2 separate regions of the Homo sapiens genome follow, and region 1 is linked to region 2. Evidence: chromatin loops called from intact Hi-C (ENCODE). Cell type or tissue: ascending aorta. All regions are shown on one strand. Each heading gives the region's core, and the rest is flanking DNA. Links, peaks and the distances in the headings are about the cores only. Region 1 has its middle 290 kb from the start of LINC01370. Region 2 has its middle 180 kb from the start of MAFB.

Region 1 (8,344 bases), core at 94-8,093, 210 kb after region 2:
ATGTTGTCTGCAAATAAGGGCAGCTTTAATTTTTTGTAGACTGTATGACTTTTATTTGACTTCAGTAACAGTATTAAATAGAAGTGGTGAGAACTGACATCTTTCCTTATTCCAGAACTTAGAGAATAAGAATTCAGTCTTTCATTATTAATTATGATATTATCTGCAGCTATTTCATAGGTAATCTGTATAATATTGTGGCAATTTTCTTCTATTTCTAGTTTTATAAGATTTTTTAATCATAAAAAAGAGTTAAATTTTGTCACACATATGAATATGTGTTTATACTGAAACGTGACTAGATTTTTTATTCTTTATTCTGATCATACAGTAAATTTTCAAATGTTAAGCCAGTCATGAAAGTCTGAAATCTATTTTTTATAATATACTACCTTTTTATATCTAGATGATTATAATTTACTAAAGATTAAGGATTTTTCTGTGTTTTTTTCATAAAAAATATCAGTCTAAAGTATGCTTTTCTTGTAATATTTTGTCTGGTTTTGGGTAAGGGTAAAAGAGTCCTCATGAAATGATTAGAGAAATCTTCCTCCATACTCTCTTTTTGAAAGAGTTTGCGTAGAATTGTTATTTATTTTATAAATATGTATTGGAATTCACCAATGAAGTCCTCTTGGCTTGGAGTTTTCTTTGTGTGGATGTTTCTAATTAAGGATTTATTTTAAAAATTGATATGGGACTATCCAAGTTTTCTATTTCTTCTTGAGTCAATATTGATAATCTGTATCTTTCAAAGAATTTATTCATTTGAGCTAAGTTGTCAAATTTGTTAGCATAATTTTGTTTATTATTGACCCTTATTTATTACTCTTTAAAATTTCTGTGGATTTGTAGTGATGTCCCCATTTACCTTAAATTATTGGAATTGTTTCTTCTTTTTAAAAAATGCTATTAGTCTATTTAAGAGTTTATAAATTTTATTTGTATTTCTACAGAGACAGCTTCAGTTTCATTGATTTTTCTGTTTTGTTTGTCTAATTTTTATTTCATTGGCTTCCTCTCATTACTTTCTTACTTCTATTCCCTTCAGGTTTAGCTTGCTCTTTTTTATAGATTATTTAAATGAAAGCTCAGGTCACTCATTTTATACGATTTTTGTTTCCTAACATAAGCACTTTATAATATAGTATACATTTCCAGCTACATGCTGATTTAGCTCCTTTCCACAATTGCTTTAATATTTTCTGATATCATTATATTTCAGTTCAAAATATTTTCTAATTTTTCTTGTGATTTATTCTTTAATTCACAGTCTATATAGATGTGTGTTGTTCAGTTTGCAAATTTAGGAGATGTTTTCACATAGAATATTTGTATTCTTGGTTATAATTTAATTTAATTTTTTCAGAGAAGATACTCTGAATAATTTCAGATTTTTTGGATTTATTGATACTTCTTTTATAGCTTATAATATAATATAACACCATATAGTCTTCCCTGTGCACCTGAAAAGAATGCATATTATCATGTTGAGTGGACTATTCTAAACATTTCACTTAGGTCAAGTTGGTTTTTAACGTTATCAAAGTCATCTATACCTTTACTACTTGTTCTAATAATTACCTGCTGACTTGTTCTAATAATTACTGAGTGAGCAATGTTGAAGTCTTTTAACTATAATTATGAATTTGTCTCACTGTCTTTTCAGTTCTATCAACTTTGGTTTCAGGCATTGTTGAAGCTCTGTTATTAGGTTTGTATACAGATTGAAAATGTTATATCTTCTGGATGTACTTTCTAATTTTTCATTATAAAATTCTTCATATTATTTCATAATATTGCTTATCCTGATGTCTACATTGTATGATATTAATATAGACATTCTAGTCTGTGTCTAGTGTTTGTTTGCATGGTATTTAATTTTGTATCCTTTAACTTGTAACCACACTATGACTTTAAAGAGGGCTTTCTACAGTTGGCCTATATTTGGGTATTGCCTTTTTATCCTCTCTGACAGTCTGTCTTTTAATTGGAGTGTCAAGATTAGTAATATTTAATGTAGTTATTGGTATAGTAAGTTTAAATCTACAATCTTGCTATTCATTTTTTTAATTGTCTTCTTTTCTGCATCCGTTTTTGTCAATTATTGTTTTAGTGTTCTATTATTTCCACTACTGGCTTATTAGCTAGCCCTTGCTTTAGTTTTTAGTATTGCCCTAGGGAATATAACACACACCTTTAACTAACTTCAGCCTACCTTTAAATGATATCATCTCACTTCATGAATAATGTAAGACTCTTATATTATATACATTATATGCTTTCATTTATCCCCTTCCATCTTTTGTTACCATTCAATTTGATTCATGCCTATGTTATAAATAGCATTATTCTTGCTTCAAACATTTGTCTTTTGAAGAAATAAAAATGAGAAAAATAGTGTTTTATATATACTCACTTATATATACCATTTCTAATGTTTCTCATGCCTATGATGTAGAGCTAAGTTCTCAGCTGGCATAATTTTCCTTCTGCTGGAAGAACAGCCTTTAATATGTCTTATAGTGCAAATCTGCTGGTGATGAATTATTTCAGCATTATTTATCGGAAACATAATTTCACCCTGATTTTTGAATTTTACACTTTTCCCTGTGGAAGGGAACTTGAAGAATTTTATCAGGGGAGTTTATAAATGCCATGCTTACATTTGCATTCCAGGAATATCCTTTGGACAGTCTCATATCCTTTGGACAGTCCCGATTGTTTGGCTTGGGAAAAGTCTGAAAGCAACAGGAACAGCCAGGAGGCTGTTAAAATAATCCAGGGGAGATATAATGAGGTTTCAAATGAGTCAATGGTGGTAGGGGTGGTGATAAGAAGCCTGGTTTGGAAGATAATTGTGTCATCTGAACTTGGGTATCAAATATAAATGGAGTTGATGACTCCCTGCACTTTGGTTATGGCTCTTAAGTAAGGAGAGGCCCTGTTTACTAAGGTGAGAATTTGTAGTAGGAGGAATTGGTTTGTGAGATCAGTGGTGCTCATCTTCATGATGGTGCAGTTCCTAGGACTGGGGGACTGTCCCAGATGCCATGCCCAGCATGCAAGTTCTCCACTGAGATGAACCTCTTATCTGTTTGGGGTCCAGGTACACTTCCAACTCTTGGTACACTGCACACCAGAGAAATAGAGACTGATTTTTGTCTAAATCACTGAGCATGGACTCTGGCTTTAGACTCTAGGTACGTGATATTGAGGGTCTCCCACTTCCAGGACTCTGGCTTAGATTCTCTGTTCCTTCTGGCCTGCACTGGGCAGTTATGGATAATGTCCTTAGGCTAAAATAACTCCAGGTCAGCACCTCTGCACACAGTGCTTGGCCTGTGGCCTCTCTCGTTGCATCAGCCTCACCAGGCTCTCGTTCTCTCTGTTTCTGCTATCCCACTGGTTCCAGCAAGTCATACAGCTGAGTTCACCCCAAGTTATGACATTATTTAGACTTTTCCTTTCAACTCGGAATATGAAACAAGGATAAATCATTCAACCTCCGTCGCCCATTTAACCCCTGTGTAAACTGTCTGAGGAATATAATGATAATTACCTTTTTCAGGGACAGAGTTGAGGGGAGAGTCAATTAAGGCTTGCACTGTGCTTTGAGATCTTTCAATGAAAGGCTCAGGGTTATTACTGTTAACAAGATACCAGAGGGATATTTGCCAGCAGTGACTCCCTTTGAGCCAGCATGTCTGTCATTAGTAATTTGGGGGCTTGGCACAGAGTCATGGGAATGTTTTAATGGCTTCTGTTCAACCCCAGAAATAGATTGTGAAGTTGCAAAAAGAAATGCTTGTTTTCTCTGCTCTCCTCTATTTCTGTACACGTGGTGACTCTCAGGGGAGATCTCAGGTTCTTTTGCCAAGGGCCAAAGAAGTGAGAAACAAGGTCTTATGCTGCCTCAATAAATTCTGACAGAATACAGTGGTCAGGCCTGTTCCAGAGACTGATTTAGAGAGGGGCTATACCACCAGATAGTAACTCTGGCCTAAACTGCATTTCTGGAACTGCCTGGGGAGCTTGCTAATCCACTGAAGTTTGGGAGTGATAGGTAATATTATCAAGTTGTGAGTGATAGGTATATTAATATTATTTCCTAAATAAATATTTAGAAAATGTTAGTTAATTTAAACAGGTGATTTTATTCCTAAACCAACTCTCAGATGCTTTTCAGAGTTGTCTCTGTGAGTCAGGAAAACAATGTTTTCTGCCTAGGATGCGTGGACTTGTTTCTAGGACCTGGGGAAAGAATATATGTGTCCAACCAACTTGTGTTTGGCCCTTCATTGGCAGAGTCCATGCTTTAGCTTAATTTTCAACCAAGTAATAAACGGTTATTTTAAAAGCTCCCATCACTCCCTCTTCCTCAGTTTTTTTCCTTTGTTTTTTACTCCATTCTTTGCTTTATATTTAATCAATTCTTTTCTCTACCTATCAAAGCAAGATGACAGACTGCAAAAAGCAGCAGATATCTGGAAATGAGAAGTAGCTTTGACTCTTACTGATGGTGACCTTGGGCACGTCAGTTAACCCCTACAACATTTACTTTACCCTCTGAAAAATGTGGTGATAACCCAAGGTCCCGGCAGGATGGCTGGGAGTCAATATGGACACAGTTGTTTCAGATGTTGCAGATGCAGAGTCACATAAACGTGTGAAGCTACTGAATGTAAACAGTAGGGTATAGTGAAGACTCCGGCCAACTGGAGCATTCTTGCCCCATCCACAGGGAGCCGCTGTTATTCTGTTATAGCAAATGTTTACCAGACTTTCTTTCTTTTCTTCTTTTTTTTAAATTATACTTTAAGCTCTGGGGTACATGTGCAAAACGTGCAGGTTTGTTACAAAGGTATACACGTGCCATGGTGGTTTGCTGCACCCACCAACCCGACATCTACTTTAGGTATTTCTCCTAATGCTATCCCTCCCCTAGCCCCCTACCCCTTGACAGGCCCCAGTGTGTGATGTTCCCCTCCCTGCATCCATGTGTTCTTCTTGGTCAACTCCCACTTTAGAGTGAGAACAGGTTGTGTTTGGTTTTCTGTTCTTGTGTTAGTTTGCTGAGAATGATGGCTTTCAGAGTCATCCGTGTCCCTGTAAGGGACATGAACTCATCCTTCTTATGGCTGCATAGTATTCCATGGTGTATATGTGCCACATTTTCTTTATCCAGTCTATCATTGCTGGGCATTTGGGTTGGTTCCAAGTCTTTGCTATTGTTAACGGTGCCGCAATAAACCTACGTTTTTGCCCCATTCACAGGGAACAGCTATTACTCTATTATAGCAAATGTTTACCAGACTTTCTTTCTTTTTTCTTCTTCTTATTATACTTTAAGTTCTGGGGTACATGTGCAGAATGTGCAGGTTTGTTACATAGATGTACACGTGCTATGGTGGTTTGCTGCACGCATCAACCTGTCATCTACTTTCTTTCTTTTTTCAAAGCACATAGGGCACTTAGAAATGTACATAATGTGTCCTGATTTTTTTAAGTGTTGGAACCAATTCATTTTCTTTTGCAAAAAGATGTGGAACAATTACAACATGGTTGTAGGCTGAGTTTGACTAACAAACAACCAATGCGTTATTTGCAATTTATTTTATCCTTTATCAATTTCTGCCTTCTTCCTCTTCTTCTTTATCCTCTAATACTTTTTCTTTTTCTATCTATTTTTCCCCCTGACAACAGTGTTTTCTTTATATTATCCTAAAGTAATACTGGATTTTTTGCTTGGGATGTATTTACATAAACCACAATTTCCTCATTCTTCCAACAGGCCCACTCAAATTCCCATCTCTTTTCTTATAAATGACAATACAAAGACACCACCAAGCCCACTGAGTTTTGAAATAGTTAAGTCTATACTTCCATCCCCAAGGGAAAACTGGAAATAATATATCTTCCTAGTTTTACTTAAAAAAAAAAAAACAGAATAAAAAAATTAAAAAAGACCCAACTTGGCTGTTGACAAGATCACCAGGAATGCTAACTCATCAGTCACTTGGGGCTATCTGCGGTTGAGTTCACCAACCCTTGGCCACATAAATGGTGTTAATCCTGAGCCCAGTGAGAAACTGGCCTGAAGGAGCCATGACCATGTGGCTCCATTGCCTTTCCAGAAAAATATGCTAAAGAAGCCCCAGCCACTGATTGTGCAGTAGTAAATTGTATGTAAAAGGTATGCTCATCACCAAAAATGAGCATGATTCTTCCCAATTGCAGTGACTTGCCTTCTTTTAACTCTTTTCATGAGAGAAATGTGACTACTTTATTTAAAACAAGAAGAGACCCCTTTGGAAACAGTGTAATGATACTTTGTATGCATGCCCACATTTTCTGTTCCCTCTCCACTGACAGAAATAACTAATCATCAAGGGCACTCTTCCCATTGAGTCTAGATATAGCCACAAAATCCTTCATATACATAGCAGCCACGATCAGTCATTTGGGGTAGGCATGTGGGTTAAAACCCAGTATGCCAAAAAGTGAAAACAACTCAAATATCCATTAAATAGTAAATGGGTAAACAAAATGGGATATATCCATGTTATAGAAAACAATTTGCCAATAAAAAGAAGTGGAGTATGGATACACATAACAACATGGATGAACCTTAAAACATTATGCTACGTGAAAAAGAAACAAACACATAATACCATATATTGTATGAGTCTACATATGGAAATATCCAGAAAATGCAAATCTATAGAGACAAAAAGTAGATTGCAGCTTTCTGGGGGTAGGGGTGGGATCAGGGGCTGTTTACAAGTGGGCTCAAGGTGTGTTTTCTAGGGTGATGGAAAGGTTCTAAAATTAGATGGTGGCAATGATTGTACAATTTTATAAATTTACAAAGAGTCATTTAACTGTACACTTAAAACAAGTGAATTCAATATTATGTAAATTATACATTGAAGTCAATAAATCTGTTAACAAAACACATGGAGTAGGCTTCCCTGTTTGTCAAGACATTTGACTACCTGGAGTCAGGGAGCCATGGAGCATAAGTTACTCCAGGATCTTCCACTGACTTACTATGTAATATTAAGAAAGAACTTCGTTTCTCTGTCTGCATTTTCTTCATTTGTAAGTTGATGTGTTTGAGCTGATGCTCTTTCAGGAACTTTTAAACTCCTACAGTACCTAAGAAGAAGCAAAGCAGGAATAGTTACTGCAATATTTCACCACAAAATAAAAGCAACCCAAATATCCATCCTACCAGGCTGTCAACTTTTGGGGAGGAGCAGAGATTGGGGATTCATCCCTTGCCAATGTCTGCCTCACAGCTCTCCACAGAGAGTTAAACAGTACCATCTATTGGTATAAGGAGATTAGGAAAATGAATATTTATGAGACTTCATATACAATATCAAAAGTATTTTCTAAGAAGTGAATATCAGCATGATGTATGACAGTGTGACATTCTTGCTCTGTCCAATGTGTCTTTTACTCTTCCCAGAGAGTATGAAACATTGGGAAGAAAACATCACCCTCTATAATCTAGTCCAGTTGTATAAGTAGTTACAGTGAAAAAAAGAGTTGTGTGTTTGTGTATGTGTGTTCCCTTGCTTTGGGTATGTTGTATTGGGTGAAGATGGGCTTTGGAGTCAAACAAACCTAAATTTTCTTCCAGGCTCTGCTATTAAATCCCTGTGGGATCATCACTTAACCTCTCTAAGCCACCTGTGACATGGGGGTAATCTAATTTACCTCCTAAGGTATTTCGAAGTCCTAGGAGACCTTCTTTGTTAGACAGCTAGAGTGGTTCCAGAAACAAAGTAAGTGTTTCCTAAATGTTTGTTTCTGACCTTTCTGCTCTTTCTCTGCCCCTCCACCACGTTCAAGGTCTGTTTGGAAATGGCTGGGTCTAGATAGTAGGGACTCAAAACAAAAGTTGCCCACTTCTCTCGATAATTAGATACACAAATGCAGTCAACCAAGGGCGTGTTCCTTTGGAAGGGGACCTGGCTATGTTGAATGACTGTTCACTGGCTCTGGAAATGATCCTGTCTTACCACTCTGCCCTTCTTCACTTTTCTCTTGGGCCTTAAGGTTTTCTAATTTAGAGTTATGACTCTTTGGTAAGACACTAGGTCCATGATAATGAATATTCCTTGGCACTGAGGTCATGGCAGAGCCTCCGATGAGAATTATTTCTAAGCTAGATATCCCAGGAGCCCACCCATCCCTTTTCAAATTTTGTCAAAGCATCCAAGTTTCTGTTTCTGTTTTGGAGCAAACCCATGGCTGTGCTGTCTGTCATGTGTCCTTTTAAGACATAGCCAGGAAACTCCACAAAGCTGGGTGCCATCAGATTTTGCAGGGC
Region 2 (8,344 bases), core at 187-8,186:
TGATGAGCTGAGCCTAAGTGAATCAGAAACACGAGGCTGATATTTGTCTTCATCTGCACAGGGGTTTGGCAGTTTCCAAATTCCCTTGGCAAGCAGGATTCAGGCTCTGCCAAAACCTGGGGCTCTGGCATCATCGTGCAGGCCTGCAGGTCAGGCCAGGCCTCCAGCCCTCCTGCTGTTCCAATCAGAGTCCGGCCCCTTGTGGTTTCTCCTGCTGCTTCTTCCTGTCCTCAAGTCTCAGGGATAGAACAACAGGAGGTATCTCCATGACTCCAGCACATGTGGGGGCAAGATGGCACAGGCATGGTTTGCTGGAGCACTGTCAGGGCAGCAGTCCCTTAGGTGCCAAGAAACCCAGGCTTCGGAAATTGTGGCGGCAGGGCCCCTCCACAGGGCGTGCTGTCGGGAATAAGCTCTGGGTGAGGAGAAACTTGGCCTAACAGGACAGGGAGGCTCACACCCTGGGCCAAGAGGGAGGCGATCTCGCCTGATTCCTTTAAGATCCTGGGATGTCAATCTGAGAAAAAGCAGGTTTCAGGCTGAAAAAGTTTGGAACAGACCTGGTTAATTATGCATTTTTTATTGCAAAACTTCTCAGAATCTTTGATATTCTGATGTGTCAATCCAAGAAGGGAAGCAGGGGCGCGCAGATTCAAGCTTGTTTGACAGTGGAGCATTTGGCTCAGCATTTTTTGGGGCTGCTGTTCTACAGGAGGCACAAAAAGATGCTGCTTTCAGTGTGCTCTCCCTGCAGGCGCCAGAACGCAGACTCATGATGGCAGGGACTACCCCTGCTTTGTTGATATCTCTATAGTCTAGTACATGAGAAGTGGCCAGTGAAAGTTGGGTAAATAAATCAGTGAGTGAATGAATGTAGGACATTCACAGAATCCCTCGCTCTCTTCCTTTCCTCCTCCCTCCCTCCCTTCCTCTTTCCCTTCCTTCCTCCTTCTTTCCTCCCTGCTTCTCCTCTCTTCCTCCCTTCCTTCCCTTTCTCTTCCTTTCTTCTTTCCTCCCTTCCTTTCTCCTCCCTCCCTCCTTCTCTCCCTCCCTCCCTTTCTCCCTCCTTCTCTTTTCCCTTCCTCCTTTCTTTTTTTCTTTCCTCCAAGTATTTCTTACGGTAGTCACTGTGCTAGATCCTAGGGACACAATATAGAAACAGAACAAGACGGGGAATGGTGGCTCACACCTGCAATTCTAGCACTTCGGGAGGCTGAGGTGAGAGGATTGCTTGAGGCCAGGAGTTTGAGACAAGCCTGGGCAATATGGAGAAAACCCACCTCTACAAAAAAATACAAAAAATTAGATGGATGTGGTAGTGGGTTCTTGTGGTCCCAGCTACATGGGAGGCTGAGGTGGGAAGATCGCCTGAGCTTGGGAGGCCAAGGCTGCAGTGAGCAGTGATCATGCCACTACATTCCTGCTGGGTGACAGAGTGAGACCCTGTCAAAATAAAATAAAATAAGAACAGTTCTGTTGTATGGTAATTCATTAATTACAATTTTTGACTTCAGGAGACTAACTGCTTTTGCTCCCTTAACTGGAGAAGGGTGAAAGGCTGAGAGCTGTCCAGACGACCCTGCCGAGGGCTAGAGAGCAGACACCTCCTGACCCATAGCAGGTTGGCTGCTTGTTTGTCAAGATCAGACTGCAGGCTACTTCTTGCTCCCCTGGAATATCCCTTAGCACCTCTTTGTCGAGAAGGCCTCCTATTACCCAGACCTGGCAAAGCAGGCCACCAGCCCTCTAGCTCCCTTTCCTTGCTGCTGCTAAGGCCAAGACACTGGCCTGGCAGCTTTGGGAGGGCAGGGGCCATGTCTGCCTTGCCCACCAGGGAATCTCTAGTACCTGTCGGGGACCTGGCATTAGTGAATACTTGACAAATGATGAAGTCCAGAAACAATGCTGATTTAAGGCATAGGTCCACATCCATGGGTAAGAAAGAAACAAAAGGAGCAGTGTATGAAGTTCTGGGGTGTTCCTGACTTCTTGATCATGGTCCCAGCTCTGAAACTACATATGTGCCCCTTGCAAAGGCTGCAGAATGTTCCCCCAGCCTCCCTTACTGATTCCTGAAGCTGGAGCTCAGGAAATACCCCTCCATCTCCTCTTATGACCAACTTTTCTTCCAGGGATCTGGAAATACCATTTCTCATCCCATGTTGGCCCTTAGCATCTGCATCTGGTGGCTACTGGTTGGTTCCATCAGATGCTAGAGCTGAACTCACCTCCTAGATTCAAGGCAAAGATCTGAATACATGGGGAGTGTTAACATTGTATTATCATAAGCATGGAAACCTGCTTCAGATCACAGTATGGTGATGATGAGAAGGGGGTGTCTCTGGGGCTTCCTCCAGCATTGAACACCCACAATAGGTAGCTGACTGGGCTAGGGCCTGTGCTCATGCCTTACACAATCCTGCAAGACAGGGGCTGCTGCTCCATTTTACAGATGAGGAAACAGTCTCAGTGGACAAAAGTGACATGTCAGAATCCAAGTGGCTGAATGGGCTTTGAAATCAGGCATGGCTGATTCTGAAGCCCCAGTGACTTTCAGACAGCCGCCTTGTCTCCTGAAGGTATGAACTTTTCAAGGCTGTCTCCTCAGCTCTGATGACAAAGGGAAAGCCTCAGGGAGAGATGTGAGGAGTGAGACCACAAGGTCACAGGGTAAGGGAAGAGGAGTAAAGCTACTCCTTCATTTATTCATCCATTAAGATAATACTGAGATCTACTCTGGGCTAAAGGCTGGGGACCCAGTAGAAAGAAATATAGCCTGTAGACTCAGAAGGTGAGTCACATATTTTTTAAGTATGATAAGTCTTCATTTAACATTGTTGATAAGTTCTCAGAAACTGTGACTTTAAGTCAAAGAATGTGCTATATAACAAAATCATTTTCCCATAAGCTAATTGATATAAACAAGAAGTAAGTTCCTATGGCATGCAGTAGGTCATTTTGCTTAATGTCACAGTTTCTGAGGGCCTATTGATGATGTTAAGTGAGAATTTGCTGTATTCCACACATAAATGTAAATGGAACCTGTGAACAGTGCTCTGAAGGAGAAGTGTGAGATGATAAGAGACATAATGAGAGGGCTCTGGTTTGTTCAAGGAGGATAAGGTGGCTTCCCTGCAGAGGGAATGTTTCATCTGGGATCTCAAAAATGAGTAGGGGCTGGGGACAGTGGCTTGCACCTCTAATCCCAGCTACTTGGGAGGCTGAGGCAGGAAGATCGCTTAAGGCCAGAAGTTTGAGACCAGCCTGGGAAACATAGCAAGAACACTCCCTCTTAAAAGAATGAGTAGGAGTTAGCAAGATGTGAGAGTGTGGAGAGGCAGGAGCAAGAAATAGTCCAGAGAGCACCAAAAGCATATGCAAAGGCCCTGGGCCGAAGAGATCCTGGGTCTGTCCGGAGAACAGTGAAAAAAGTCTGGGTGGTGTCTTGAAGTTGGAGCACAATTAGCTACTGAAATATTTTAAGCACAGGAGGGGACATAATCATGTTTGAATTTGGAAACTATCCTTCTGGCTCCTACACAAGGGGGTATGCTTCATTGTAACTGCTGAGAGTAAGCCTGGCAAGAAGGGACTGGGAGCTGAATCTCGGCAAGTCAATTCCTTTTGAGAGGCCTCAATTTCTCCATCTCTATAGTGAGTTTGTAGTCAATGGTGGATACTTTCCATCTAGTTTAAATGCTCTGTGGCACTTCCTTACTCTCTATGCTGTCCCTCAACAGGACTTTCAGTCCTGGGGAGAAGAAATTCTTTGTATTTCTCAGTCTTCCTCTTGACCATTTTACCATGAACTCTTGGAAAGTGAATTCCCATGTGCACACGGATGCATATTTGTAGATACTTAGGAAGAGAATAGGAACTGTTTTCTTGGGAGGGCCATGCAATGGTATCTATTGAACCCAAACATGTGCAGCTATGATTTAGAGATTCTACTCCTTGGTGTCAACCTTCAAAAAATACCTGCATGTGGGCAAAGAAGGATTATAGGAAAATATTCATCGTAGTATTGCTTGTGAATAGAGAAAAAAATGGAGACAACTTTAAAGTCACTACCTGACAACAATTAAAAGGTATGGCACATTTATAGTATTAGATACTAAGCAGCCATTAAAAGAAATTGTGGCTCCTCTGTGTAACAATGTGGAAAATCTCTGAGACATTCTGATGTGTGAAAAAACAAGTTACGGAAACATACATACAAGTTATGCAAACATACATACATACAGTTGGGAAAATAAGTATAGAAATGTCCCCCACACCTAGCCTTTCTTATGAGAGTATGAGACTGAGGCTCAGAGACTGAAATGATTATTTAATCACATAGCTAGCAAAAAGAAGCAGGATTCAAAACCAGGTCTATTTGAGTCCAAAACTTACCTTCTGTAGTTACTCGTAAGTCCTGTCAACCTGCGGGCACACACTCTCAGCGAGACCCGGCTCTCAGCACTCCTGTTTCTCTATATGTAATCTGTACATATATGTAATCTATACACACCACACAAAGAATAGAGATTGAAGGAGAAACACTTAACTGATAATAGTGGTTGTCTCTGGATGGGATTGGAGATGACAGCGTCAAGGAGGACTCCTGCCTTCTTAGTAATATTCTAATATTTCTAAAAGGAGGAATGTTAGTTTCTTGTGTAAACTAACATTAATTAAAAAATAAGACAGAGCCCTTGAAGACACTCAGGAAAATATTAACCATATTTACAACTGCAGAGGCCATGTGGTAGGGCCTGAGGGGTGGTTTCCCATTTCTATATTTCTATATTTGATAGTCTTTACACTTTTTTCATAATGAGAATATATTTATATAGTCATGGTGCAATAAAAAAGGGAAAAAAGGAAGTAGTCCTTCCAATTTAGTTCTTCTCCAAATGAGCTCAGCAACGAGAACACTTGGGGGAGCTGAGGCCCAGGGAGCCCATGTGATTGCAAGCAAGCATGCAGTGAGTCAGTGGGCGAGGGAAGAAAAGGCCATCCACAGCGCCCGGCTGCATCACGTGACCCCAGAATGCAGCAAACTGGCTTGTTTTGCAATCCAGGCAGGTCCTTTAACCACAGGCCTGCTGGCTGGCCCCATGCGGCTGGGGGAGAAGGTGCCAACCCTCTTCCCTCGAATGAGTCATGCCTCTTCCCGCAATAGCTGGGGGGGGATGTGGAGAAGTTGGTCTCCGGGGCAGAGGCACAGCTACTGCTCATAGGCCCTGCCAGGCTGGGCACCCTGAAGGTTGAAGGGCCCCAGGGGCCTTTGGGGATGTCCCTAGATGGGGGCTGTAGATGAACATAATCATGGACATCTCTTGTAGGCCATTGCAGTCAGTGCCCACATGTGTTGATTATAAGGAGGTGGGGTTTTGGGGACCTTCTATTGCACACTGATGTATATTATGTCCAGGATACTGGGCCCATGTGTCCTATTACCTGTGAGACAGGGCTGACTGTCCCCATTTCACAGATGATAAAACTGAGCCTCAATGGAGGTAAGTAACTTGTCCACATTCTGAGGTCCAAGCTAGTAAGTGGTATAAATGGGGTGCAAAACCAAGTGTAGCTAAATCCAAGACCAGGTGATTTTCACTGCACTCTGGTTGCTTCCTTTGGGCAGAAAATATGTGCTCCCAGCTGTGTGTCCTTGGAGGCCACTTCTCATGGGACACGCTCTCAGGTTTGCTTATAGAAGCAGAAGATGAGGCACAAGAAAAGTGGGAGGTCCTTAGGGATGGCAGCACAGTGATTCTCTGCCAGGTACCAGCCTGAGCACATCACTGCCATATGCTCTTCAGTCTCCACAACAACTGGTGAAACAATCGTGCCTGTTTTGCAGATGGGCAAACTGAGGCTCAGAGACTGAAATGATTATCTAATCACATAGCTAGCAAGAAGAAGCAGGATTCAAAACCAGGTCTATTCGAGTCCAAAACTTACCTTCTGTAGTTACTCGTAAGTCCTGCCAACCTGCGGGCACACATTCTTGGCGAGACCCGGCTCTCAGCCCTCCTTTCTCTCTTCAGCCCAACTCTTGTCCATGAGGCAAATTCTCATTCATGCTTCAGTACTCCATGGGACATGGCCTTCTCCATGAAGCCTTCCTCAGCTCCTCAGTGAGGGATTCTCACCTCTGTCCTCATGGCTTCCTGACCTCAAAGACCTGTAATGACATAGGTCACATGGCTTTGTGGCTCTCCCTACTTATCTATTCAGGAGACTGGTGATCACATGTAGGGTAGAGACAGTATCATGTTTTTCAATTTTTTAACCCCTTTGATTTTTTTTTTTATTTATTCAGAAGCTAATGCAGTGGTTACATCATAGCTTTATGGATCCACAGATCTGGGTTTGAATCTTCACTAGGCTGGGTGATGTTGGGGCAATTACTTTACTTATTTCAGCTCCATCTGTAAAATGGAAATTCTAATGTCTACATCTCAGTGACCTTGTAAAGATTAAGTGAAATATATATGTAAAGTGCTTAGCACAGTGCCTGAGGCACAGAGTGCATAAATATTATGACCCACTGGCTTAGTCCTGTGGTATATCAAGACTTGACTGGGGAAAGTGTGGCTGTCCTTGTTAATGAGGCTGCCCCTACTCCATTGCAAGGACTTGATTTGAAGCTTTGAGTACTGCCCACAGTTTATAACTTTACCCCCTGAATATATCATTCTTTATTCTTCAGAGGTGGCCATGGATGGTGACTTACACCCTAAATTTACAGATGCAGATAGGAATGGGATGGGCTGAGCAAATCTCTAAACAAAAATTCACATATGAAATTATGTAAAAATTAAACAAACATTTTCAAAAATGTTAATTCTTAGTTCTAACCAAGGAGATTAAAATGATTTACGTTAATCATTTAAGAAAAAAATGTTATTAATGACCAATGCTGGTGAGGTTGGAATGAAAATCATGCATGCACTGCTTGTGACCATCCAAATTCTTACAAGCTTTTGGGACAATATGAGAACATATTGTCACACCCTGATATTCAAGGTGTGAAAATGATCTTGAGGAAAGGACTAGCTATAAGCAAAAGATGTGTGTTACATCAATATCTAGAACAGCAAAACCCTAGATAATTCTCAAAGGCCCATTTACAAGGGTGTGGTAAATGAAATCATGGTGCACCAATGTAATCATCAGCAGTGTTGATGACAAAGATCTCATGGAAACATACAAGATGTTTATTATACATTACCTAGAAAGCAGAATATTAACTGGAATTTATGAATGTAACTATGTTAAATTTATGCAAGAACAAATATGGGCAAGAAGAGAAAGGTCAGAGGCGAAATGAAAGGGTTGAGATGGGTGGCAGGCTGTGGATCGCCTCCAGTGCTATTTGGACTGAGTCACCCTGTAAGTGACCTGAAGAGGTCCCCTGACTTTGGGATTTCATGGCCAGCATCCTTTTCACCAGGCAGTCCAGACTCTCTGCATCTCCTGCATTCAGGCCTCACCACTGATTCCTCAAATACATTTTCCAAAGATAGAAATGCATATAATTGCCTTTTGTCTGGCTTCAGAAAGCCAAATGGCCTTTACTAGGGATTTTTGGGAGGCCAAAGCACTCTGATCTTGACTGGAAGGTTCCCCATGAGTGCTCTTCAGCATTGATCAGCAGGAGCTGATCTCGCTCAATGGCTCCTAAGAGCTCTTTTCATAGAAACAAAGAGCTTTCATGATGGGGAAGCCATCTTAGGCCTAATGAGGCTGGTGGGAACCTCGTTAGTTAAGTTAGGAAATTTGGCTGCCCAAGAAATATATGTGGGAATCATGCACTTTGGCCTACAGGGTCATTTTCAACTTTAGACAAGGCAATATCATGGATGGAACCATTCATGTCTGAAAGGAACTGCAGAGGGGCCTCTGCAGGTAGAAAATTCCCAGCTCTCCAGCCACCCCACAGTCTCCCCAGAATCTTCTTTAGCTCCATCCACAGATGCAGGCTCCTGTCCTATGCTTCCATCACAGATAGCCCCGCCTTTGCCCAGCTGCTGAGAACAGGCGTGCACTGCCAGTCAACACCCAACCCTGCCACCAAATCGCACTATTACAACCTGAGTAACCTGAGTAGGCAAAGAGAAGTGCTTTGGCTCAGTAATGATTTTACCTTTACTATTGTTCATTTGTTCATTCACTCATCTGTTCTTCAGTTATGAAGCACCACCTGCTCTATGTCAGACACAGACACTGTTCTAGATCATGGGGATATGCCAGGACCATGGTGGCCCCAAGTGAATAATAAAAAGCCAAGAAAATAACATATTTACATGAGTTCTATAAAAGAAATCAGTGGGGTGTTCTTTTCTGATGCAGA

The links. A loop is a pair of places that touch in the nucleus more often than their neighbours do. Peaks named below come from ENCODE experiments on the same cell type or tissue, not always from the same donor. Only the 100,000 strongest peaks of a DNase experiment are listed, where the experiment ranks them.
Region 1: it touches region 2 in a loop (4-fold over the local background); 3 of 110 quality-filtered maps call a loop at or near these places.

What each region holds. Positions count from the first base shown.
Region 1 is chr20:40,289,388-40,297,731 of GRCh38, reverse strand. No RefSeq gene overlaps it. Among named protein-coding and RNA genes, the nearest start is that of LINC01370, 290 kb to the right of the region's middle. In ascending aorta, for the core only: no CTCF peak of the experiment used is centred there; DNase peaks (open chromatin) are centred at 3,361 and 3,851; H3K27ac peaks cover 2,965 bases.
Region 2 is chr20:40,503,473-40,511,816 of GRCh38, reverse strand. No RefSeq gene overlaps it. Among named protein-coding and RNA genes, the nearest start is that of MAFB, 180 kb to the left of the region's middle. RefSeq lists enhancers at 4,631-5,142, 5,143-5,654. In ascending aorta, for the core only: no CTCF peak of the experiment used is centred there; DNase peaks (open chromatin) are centred at 5,046 and 6,031; H3K27ac peaks cover 1,774 bases.